Regions from separate parts of the Homo sapiens genome. Here region 2 is linked to region 1. The links are chromatin contacts, found by Hi-C or POLR2A ChIA-PET in ENCODE. All regions are on one chromosome and are shown on one strand. Each heading gives the region's core, a stretch centred on a gene start or an enhancer-like site at or near the end of the contact. The rest is flanking DNA. Distances are from core to core; before and after follow the strand shown. Region 1 holds the start of PHC2-AS1 (PHC2 antisense RNA 1). Region 2 holds the start of THRAP3 (thyroid hormone receptor associated protein 3).

Region 1 (4,435 bases), core at 808-3,307:
GGAGGTGGGAAGAAATACAAGAGCAAGAAGGAATTTCCTTGCCTCATTAGCCTGTAATGTTCATGCTGACCTAGAAATCCTGGCAGTTCCAACATTTGGGTTGACTCAGGCGGGGAAGAAAAATCCCAGGTGAATGATAATTGGATTACCCAGTTATGCTCCAGAGCCAAATGGCTGGAAAAGGCCAGGTCAGTAGGCTGTGGTACAAAGTGACATTATTTTTTAAACCAAAAATGGAGATACTCAGGCTGATGGACAATGGGATGGAATAGTTTAAATTGGGGCTGTCCTAGAAAAATCAGGGACATATGATGGATTTAGGTAGGTAGCTTATTTTGCAAGGGATCCTCTGGGCCCAATATGCTAATGGAGAGGGGATTAAAGATCAAACACGGGAGATATCCGAGGGGAAGGCTGTCATTGATTTGTAAGGGAAGAAAAAGATGAAAAGAGTGTGTTCCGTACACAGCACATGAAGGTACATATCGTAGGTATGGAGTAGGAAGGAAAGGAAAGTTGTTCAGAACCGAAAGTATGTGGGTGAGATCAGTTCAGGTTATGGAAGACGGGTGGGTGGGCAGTAGCAGGGCACTGACTGGTATCCGACACGGGGCCCAGGGCTTAGTTCAGATGGTAGCGTCGCCACTGGTTTGCAACCTGACCTTGGGCCAATTATTTCCCTGTCTGTGGACTTCAGTTTAAATACAGAATCTCACAAATCCCGATTTTAATGTAAAGAAGCAACAAATATAGTCTACCTTCATTTGGCATAGGAAGGAGAGAAAACGCTCTTCTAAAAATGGAAGAAAAGACACAGAACAGCTTGTCCCTTTCCATCCAATTAAAAACCTCGTGAGACTGAACTAGATTAAAAACAAAACTCTCCAGCGAAGCCGCAGGCGCCTCCAAGATAGGGAGTCCACCACCAATAAAGTACGGCAGATGCCAGCAGTCTCGTCCCCGAACGCACCGTCCGTCCCAGGGAAGTCGCAGCGGCGGGGAGGCCGGTCCTAGGTTGGGGCTGGGGTGGGGTGTGCGGGGCCTGGGGACGCGGAAGCTGCGGCGCGCCGAGGTGACACGGCTTCCAGGGGCGACGGGCGCGCAGGGTCCCCAGGCGAGCGAGGCTGGGGAGCAGGGCACCTCCCAGGCGCCGCGCGGACGAGAGCCGCGACTGGCACGGCCTGGCAGCCGCGTAGGCCCGGGCCGTTAGGGGCACCGAGGGCGGTGCCCGACTTCCAGTGCGGCGAGCGCGGCCCCCGGCCTCCCTACTGGCGAGAACCCCTCCCCCGCCCCGGCACTGACCTGTCCAGGGCCCGGCTGGGCCTGGCCGGGCGGGGCCTACGCAGCCCCTCGGCCGGGCGCCGACTCGCGCGGGGTCCCGGGCCCGGGCGGGCCGCCTCCTCTCCGCCGGGAGCCTCCGAGCCGGGGCCCGGGGCTGCCGCGGCGCATCCGACCGCACCGGCCTGGCCGGCGTCAACAAAGGGCGGCCGGGGCGCGAGGCCGGGACGGGGGCGCGAGGCCGGGGCGGGAGCGCGGGCGGCGGCCGGGGTTGCGCGCGCGCGCGCGGCGGGCGCTCGAGGGCTGCAGCCGCCGCGGAGACAATGCGGCGAGTCTGGGACGGCTCCCGCGGCCGCCTCCGCCGGGGGCGGGGCGAGGGAGCGGGGCGGGGAGGGGCGGGGCCGCGGGAGGGGCGGGGCGGACACGGGCCGCGCGCTTCCTTTGTGCGGCGAGCCCCGCCTCGCGCCCTCCGGAAGGCGGGTTAGGGACGCCCGGGGCTCAGCTTAGGGAGGCGGGCGCCACGCCACGAGGAGGCTGCCCTGATAGCCGGTGCAAGTGCTCCTTGGCGGGGCGGCCCGCGACTCCCGCCTTGGACCGTTCACTCCCTGAGGGGCCTGGGGGTCAGTCAGAAGACTAACGACCACCAGTCACCGAGAGCTCAGTTCGTGCCAAACCCTGCTCGCGCTGTCCCCGACTTATTGTTCACAACGACCCTACAAGTCATTCTCCTTCCCACTGGGAACCGAGGATCAGAGGGAAGTCATGGCCCGAGTGCCCCGGTCACACCTCCGTGAGCGGCCTCGGGCTCGCGGTTGAGGCTGATTGAGGAAGTGGGTTCAGGCGGCCCGCCGTGCCTGGCACACGGTCAGAGTCCCGTAAGTGTTGGTTATCTTCCCCAAGCGCACCGGGTGAACCTGCGCTGTCGTGGCGAAGCATACTCATTCAGCACGCGCGCGAGGGGCTGCGGGGGTACAGAGACGTGCAGCGTGACACAGTCCCCACCCTCAGGAGCGCGAGGCGCAGGAAGGTGCTGGACACACGCCAGGCACTTCTCTCCATTCTTGACTTCCCTCTGTTCCCAACATGGTCCCATTTTCTTGCCTTCCTTAGTATTCATATTCGTTGCCTGCCTTTCTTCTCCCCCCACCCCTTTCCACTCTCAGGCCTCATCCCATCTTCTTTGTTTACATTTATTTTACATTCCCCGAATATTTACTTAGCTCCCTTTCTCCTCTATTTTTCAAATTTTCAACCCCCCTTTTCATTAATATTCATATTTCCTTCTCCTCTGCCTCTGCATTTCTTACACTTATATTTTGTTTTATAAACTAGGGTAACACAGGATTGTATCCTCAACTCCTGTTCCCTAACATGCCCACACTTTCCTGCCTCCCTCTCTTAAGTTCCACCAGTTCTTCCTGGAATGCTCTTTCCTCAACTTTGCATGTCCAGGTCCTACCTATCCTTCAAGGTCCAGACTCAAGAACAGCAGTTGGCAAACTTTTTCTGCCAGGGACCAGAGAGTAAATATTTTAGACTTTGTAGGTCACACGGTCTGTGGCAACAACTCATCTCTGCTGTTGCCGCAGGAAAGCAACCACAGACAATATGTACGTGAAGGAGTGTGGTTGTGTTCCAATAGAACTTTATTTATGGGCACTAGAATTGGAATTTCAGATAATTTTCATGTATCATGAAATAGAATTCTTTTGATTTTTTCAAAAAAAAATTTAAAATGTAGAAATCATTATTAGCTTGCGAGCTGTACGAACACTGGCAATGTGATGGTTTTGGCCATTGGGCTGTAGTTTGTCAACCTCTGCTCTAGAACAATGCCTCGTCCTCCCTGAAATCTATCCTGAACATCTCTAGTTGGCAGTAACTTTTCCTGTTTTGTAGCTTTTAAATGACTTACCTCAAATCCATCTATGGCATTTATCGCATTTTACTTTCTATTGTAATTTTTTTCCTGTGCATTTTTCATCGTTTCAAGTAGACCTTCAGCTCTTGAGGTGGGGTACAGACCGTGTTTCTCAGTGTGCTACCTCCCTTCCCACAGTGCTTTGCACAGAGCAGGCATTCACACATACACAGAATGGGCCGGGCGCAGTGGCTCACACCTGTAATCCCAGCACTTGGGAGGCCGAGGCGGGCAGATCACCTGAGGTCAGGAGTTTGAGACCAGCCTGGCTAACATGGCGAAACCCTGTCTCTACTAAAAGTACAAAAATTAGCTGGGCATGGTGGTGTGCACCTGTAATCCCAGCTACTCGGGAGGCTGAGGCAGGAGAGTCACTTGAACCCGGGAGGTGTAGATTGCAGTGAGCTGAGATCACACCACTGCACTCCAGCCTGGGCGACAGAGTAAGAATGCATCTCAAAAAAAAAAAAAAAAAAAAAGACATACACAGAATGGATATTTAAGTCTTGGGTGGTTGACAGTTGTTTCCACTGTGTAAAGCTTACTTCTCTCATGAGATAGGACCTCAAGAGGAGGATGCTTGTTTGTATATCACCATGATTAGATTTCAGAAAGAAAATTTTGAGAGCTTTATGGAGGAGAAAGGCAAATGTCAGTTCATTTAGGGGTTTCTGGATTACAAACACTTGAGCAAAAAATGTTGATTACCACTGTTGCGGAGACAGGGCATGAGTACTCAGTGGGGTCCCATATGGTACTTCTATTAGCAAATTGGTAAAAGGCAAATAAAACATGCTATATAATTTACAGGTGGCAAAGTTAAGCAGAGGTGTTAGTATAATGAATAGCAGAATTCAGATAGAAAAGATTCCTGCCCCACCACTTGTTTTTTTCTATGCCTCAGTGGTCTTACCTTTAAAATGAGGATGATAAAAGTTGCTACCTCAGAGGGTTATTGTCAGGATTAAATGAGGAAATATGTGTAGTCTAGCAGAGAGGGCTCAGTAAATATTAACTATTAATCATTACTGTTTTCTTGCTAGGCTGGAACTATGGGCTGAATTTACAAGGTAACACTTAACAGATGTAAGCAATTATATTTTGGTTCAAACTATAAATTATACAAGTTTGAGACTAGGGAGAGCTGGCATGACAGCAGTTCCAGGTAAGACGAAACCTCAGAAACAAAAATGAAACCCAGCTCTCTGGAATTCAGGTGACAGTGCTCTGTGAACA
Region 2 (4,860 bases), core at 911-3,410, 2.9 Mb after region 1:
GTAAACATACTATATAACTTTAATATGCACTGGGAAACTTGGACTAACCTTACTGCAATCTTTGCTTTATTGTGGTGTTCTGGAACTGAACCTGCAATATTTGAGATATGCCTGTATTTCTTTTTTTCTTTTCTTTTTTTTTGAGACGGAGTCTTGCTCTGTCGCCCAGGCTGGAGTGCAGTGGCATGATCTCGGCTCACTGCAACCTCCACCTCCTGGGTTCAAGCGATTCTCCTGTCTCAGCCTCCTGAGTAGCTGGGATTACAGGTGCCCACCACCACGCCCGGCTAATCTGTAGTATTTTTAGTAGAGAACGGGTTTCGCCATGTTGGCTGGGCTGATCACGAACTCCTGACCTCAGGTGAGCTGCCCGCCTCGGTTCTCCCAAAGCGTTGGGATTACCGGCGTGAGCCACCGCGCCCGGCCTATGCCTGTATTTCTTAAAAGGGGAGCCAAAATTATGTATTTTGGTATCCATCTAGTTTACTACCGTGTTCCCAGTATTTTACACTGGGCATTGTATACAGTAGACACCCAGAAAATCTTTGAATTTAAAATTACATTGGTTCAGCCCCGTGGCTCACGCCTGTAATCCCAGCACTTTGGAAGGCCGAGGCAGGTGGATCACTTGAGGTCAGGAGTCTGATACCAGCTTGGCCAACGTGGCGAAACCCCGTCTCCACAAAAAGTAGAAAAATTAGCCGGGTGGTGGCATATGCCCGTAAAATCAGCTACTCAGGAGGCTTAGGCAGGAGAATCGCTTGAACCTGGGAGGCAGATGTTGCAGTGACCCAAAATCGCACCACTGCCCTCCAGCCTGGGCGACATAGGGAGAATCTCAATAAATAAATAAATAAATAAATAAAAATAAAATCAATTAAATTAGAACGTTTTAAGAAGCACTGCGCAGTACGTCGACCACAAGAAGTGCTCAAAGAAGGAAGAAAGAGTAAGCCGTGTGCAAGGAATGCTGCCGAAGCCACTAAGGGCAAGGGCTGATGTGGCGTGGTCTGCTACTTGAGTTGAGCCTTGCAGCTTTTCTCTTAGGAAGAGCATTAGATTTCTTTATTAATTGATGTGTACTGTGTCTACTTTTCTCTGGAGGTGCAGAAATCCATCAAAACTGATCTCGGCTCTCAAAGAGCTCACAGTCTTGTCGGGGAAGGCCCCGATACTTACAGAGTAAGATGCAAACTTACTGTGGGAACACAGGCATAGGGAGGAGCTAGTCAACTTTGAAAGCATCACAGATGACCTATGAGATGGGTCTTAAATGTTCAGAGACACTAGAGCAGAAATTCCGGAGGAAACCAGCCTGTGCAAAACTGATAAACGCAGAGATTCTCAAATTTGTAGGTGGGTAAGAATCACCCGAGAGATCGGTTTAAAATGTAGACTGCAGGGAGACACTCCCCGGTAAACTTTTGGTTCAATACCCCAGTAGCACCCATTTTAACAAACTTCCCAGGACGACAGTCAGAAAATCATAGTTACAGAAGGCAGGCTGGGGAGAGGCGGTTTCTGGGTCTCCGAATGAGGTCACACAATTAAAATTAAAAAAACGAAACCAAACCAACCCCTCCATTTGCGTTGCGCTTTCAGGGTGCTTGAGGCTTTCCTGTGCCTTACTTTGTCGGAGCCTGGCAACATCGCTGTGGGGTAGAAATTACAAGTCTCATTTCACAGGGGAGGAAACAAGTTTAGAGAGGAGGGATGAATTTGCTCAAGGTCACAAAGCGGAAGGGAGCGCAGCAGAGACCAAAAACAGGGAGACTCGACTTCCAACTCGGAAGCTTTTCAACAAGGCAAGCTGGCCCGGAGTGGGTGGGGCTCAGACTCTCCCTCCAGGCTGGTTCCAAAATGGTGGGGGCAGTGGCGTCAGCAACGCCCCCGCCCCTTCCGTCCACCGCCCTCCTCCATCTCCAGGCCACCCAGGCGGGGGGAGGGGACGGCCCCGAGCAACCCACGTGACCGCCGACAACCGAGCGCGTGACGCAAAGCGGCGGGCCCAACGCTCGCCTTGTCTTTTGGGAAACGTAGTTCTGATGGCAGCCAAGTCGGCCAGGAGAGGAGGGCGTAGGACTACATTTCCCAGGAGGCAGCGGGTCTACGCCGTCGCCGTCGTCGGAGAGCGGAGACGCTGGGCGCGCTGTGGGGCGGGGGCGAGGTTCGGGCTGGTTGTTCCGTTGCGAGCTGCAGCTGCGATCTCTGTGGTAGGCCCAGGTGAGTGAGCGCCTCTGATGGAAGTTAGGGCAGCTTAACCGGCTCTAGTGGTTTCGTCTCTTATCTTTTTTCCCCAGCTGCTGGTCAGGGGCTCGGGGAAGGCCTGGCGTGGAGTCGCTCCCCCCAGCTTACACCCTGGCCTCTTCTGAGCGGGCTCCGTTCCCTCCGGCTCCTCCCCTTCCCCGCCCTTTAGGTCTTCCCCTGGCCCCGGCCTAGCTCCCAAGGCTCTTGGTCGCCTTCTCTGCAGAGCAGCTCCTACGCCGCTTTATCTTGCAGTCGGCCTGGGGGCGGCCACTCCCTACTCCTCCCGTTTTGGTCGTATGAACCCCGTTATTTGGATTTCTTTTCCCGGAACTCCCGAGTGCCCTTCCCCCCACCCAGTCCCCATTGGCCTGGTTCGGTCTTCTCCTAGGGCGCATGTGGCTGCCACTCAGTAAATGTTAGTACCGCTTCCGTTCTTTCCAGCCTGGTGGCCAAAAACGGGATAGTCCAAATTTGTCTCCTACGGGAATATTAGAGTTCTCACTTTTTTCTTGGGCTGGAGCTGAGGCCGGCTTGCATTCCAGTGGCAATCGGCGTGAGTTCTGCTTATATGAGGTGAATTATTTTGCTTCTCTTAGCACCTAAGCAACTTTTATCAACTGTTGTCTTTGACTTTACAAATCTTAGGGGTGGAGCATGGCAGCAGAAGCTGGGGAGCAGCAATGGTGCACAGAAGTTGGAAGCCATCAGTGGCAGTACAGTGTTTATGGGGAATTTGTTACTTGGGGTGAAGGGAAAGCCTCTGAGAGTATAGAAGGACCTGGCAAGAGAGAGGCAGTGAAGCTTCTGTTGGGAGCATAACAGAAGTATCCTGAACCAGTTGGCTTGGGTTTAAATCTTGGCCCTGCTATCTTTTGATCTTAGGTCAAGAGTCTTCATCTCCAGCTGCCTCAGTTTTCTTATCACTAAAACAGCAGTAAGTAACAGTGACCCCTTTACAGGGTTATTGTGGAGACTAAATGAGATAAAATAAAAATCACTTAGCCACTGTTAAAAAGTAATATCATCATTTATAGGTTTTTTTTTTAGAGTGTGCGCCGAGAGAGATGAGGCGTGTATCACACCGTTATTTTTCTTCTGTTTCAGATGACCCTGACTTTTTTCGTTTGTGGAAGTACTGTTGTAGTCTGTTCTGTAATTCTAGACAGTCTGACGTGTGTATTATGATTTAGAAGCTTGTTAAATAGCCAAAACCGGCTCCTGCCATGAACAACTTGTGGAGCAAATCGGGCTCAGTTTGTTCTTTGCCGGGAGATGTATTTTGTGAGCCAATGTTCATACGTTAATGATAAGTTTTACTGCAGCCATTTGGGCTTAATTGCATTTTGTAAGAGAGTTGTGTTGAGGTTTCTGTAAGAAGTGATTTGATTAAAAACCTCTATATCCAGTGTAATTCCATCTCTTTGTTTTTTAAACGTTTTAACACCAGAGAAAGATCTCCAATTTTGGAGACTGATGTTTTTAGTTTTGTAGACTAGGTACAGTTCAATTTTAGCAGTGGTGATGGTAGTAGTAGTACCACCTTAGTGTATTTATTTAATACCAAATATATAGGTACTTTTAAATTTGGTTTAGCCTGCAAAATATGGATTACAAAAAGAGTGATCTATTTTGTTCCGAGGAATTGGAGGGAGGAAGCTTGGAATATTTCTGAGATTAGCACAGAGATGGGAAATGTTGATGACTGGGAGGGTACACAGACATACGATTTATTATTATTATTATTTTTTGAGACAAAGTCTCGCGCTGTCACCCAGGCTGGAGTGCAGGGGCACAATCTCGGCTCACTGCAACCTCCGCCTCCTGGGTTCAAGCGATTCTCCTGCTTCTGCCTCCTGAGTAGCTGGGATTACAGGTGTGTGTCACCACGCCTGGCTCATTTTTGTATTTGTAGTAGAGACGGGGTTTCACCATGTTGGCCAGGCTAGTCTTGAACTCCTGACTTCAGGGGATCACCTGCCTCGGCCTCCCAAAGTGCTGGGATTACAGGCGTAAGCCACCGCGCCCGGCCACGATTTATTATTTTTAGAATGGATAGTCCTAACCACTAAGCATTTTAGGGCGCTACCCTGTTTCTGTAGGGCATATTGACATCCTGAATGCAAGGAAGTCTGGTTAATGCTATTCTCTCAAATACAGGGTTTTGGTGGATTTTTTCACACATATTCTATAAACATCTAAGATCTGTTCACTGTTTGACTCTGGTTGATTGGGTAATTTATTCAACAAATACTACTTGAGAGCCTGTCATTTACCAGCTTCTGTTGTGGGCCTGTGAATATATTAGGGTGTGATGACAGATGAGGTCTTGTCTTTTGGAAACTTAACAGGATTGTTGGGGGCGGGGAACACAAAAGGTAAGCAAATAAACTACAAATTGAGAAAAGTAACATAGAGGTGTCCAGTTCAGGACTCTGATAGACACTGAAAAGGGGGAGACCTAAGGGTGGTCAGTGAAGTTCTTTTTGGGGAGAGTGAGGAAACCAATTTGTAGGATGTCAAGGAGAGGGTATCCAGGTAGAGGAAACAGTAAGTGCACAAACTGGAAGATGGGAAGAATTTAGTGTGCTTTCAGAACTGAAGGGAGGCCAATTG

The links. A loop is a pair of places that touch in the nucleus more often than their neighbours do. ChIA-PET counts read pairs that join two places held with the same protein, here RNA polymerase II (POLR2A). Pooled maps may share reads with other maps.
Region 2: a map with no recorded cell type shows a loop between it and region 1 (12-fold over the local background). The contact joins the promoter of THRAP3 here to the promoter of PHC2-AS1 in region 1. A Hi-C loop is called at or near these places in 1 of 37 single-sample maps with no recorded cell type and 2 of 50 pooled maps. POLR2A ChIA-PET finds 5 or more read pairs at or near these places in 1 of 52 experiments (activated T-cell).

The regions. Positions count from the first base shown.
Region 1 is chr1:33,348,295-33,352,729 of GRCh38, forward strand. It overlaps PHC2-AS1 (PHC2 antisense RNA 1), which reads left to right and starts at 2,058. Exons shown (of 3, transcript NR_125978.1): 1 at 2,058-2,153. All of the region lies in intron 9 of PHC2 (polyhomeotic homolog 2), which reads right to left. RefSeq lists an enhancer at 862-1,791 and a silencer at 1,247-1,766.
Region 2 is chr1:36,222,283-36,227,142 of GRCh38, forward strand. It overlaps THRAP3 (thyroid hormone receptor associated protein 3), which reads left to right and starts at 2,161. Exons shown (of 12, transcript NM_005119.4): 1 at 2,161-2,223. RefSeq lists enhancers at 958-1,127, 1,338-1,637, 1,551-2,078, 2,038-2,247, 2,079-2,607 and a silencer at 1,788-1,907.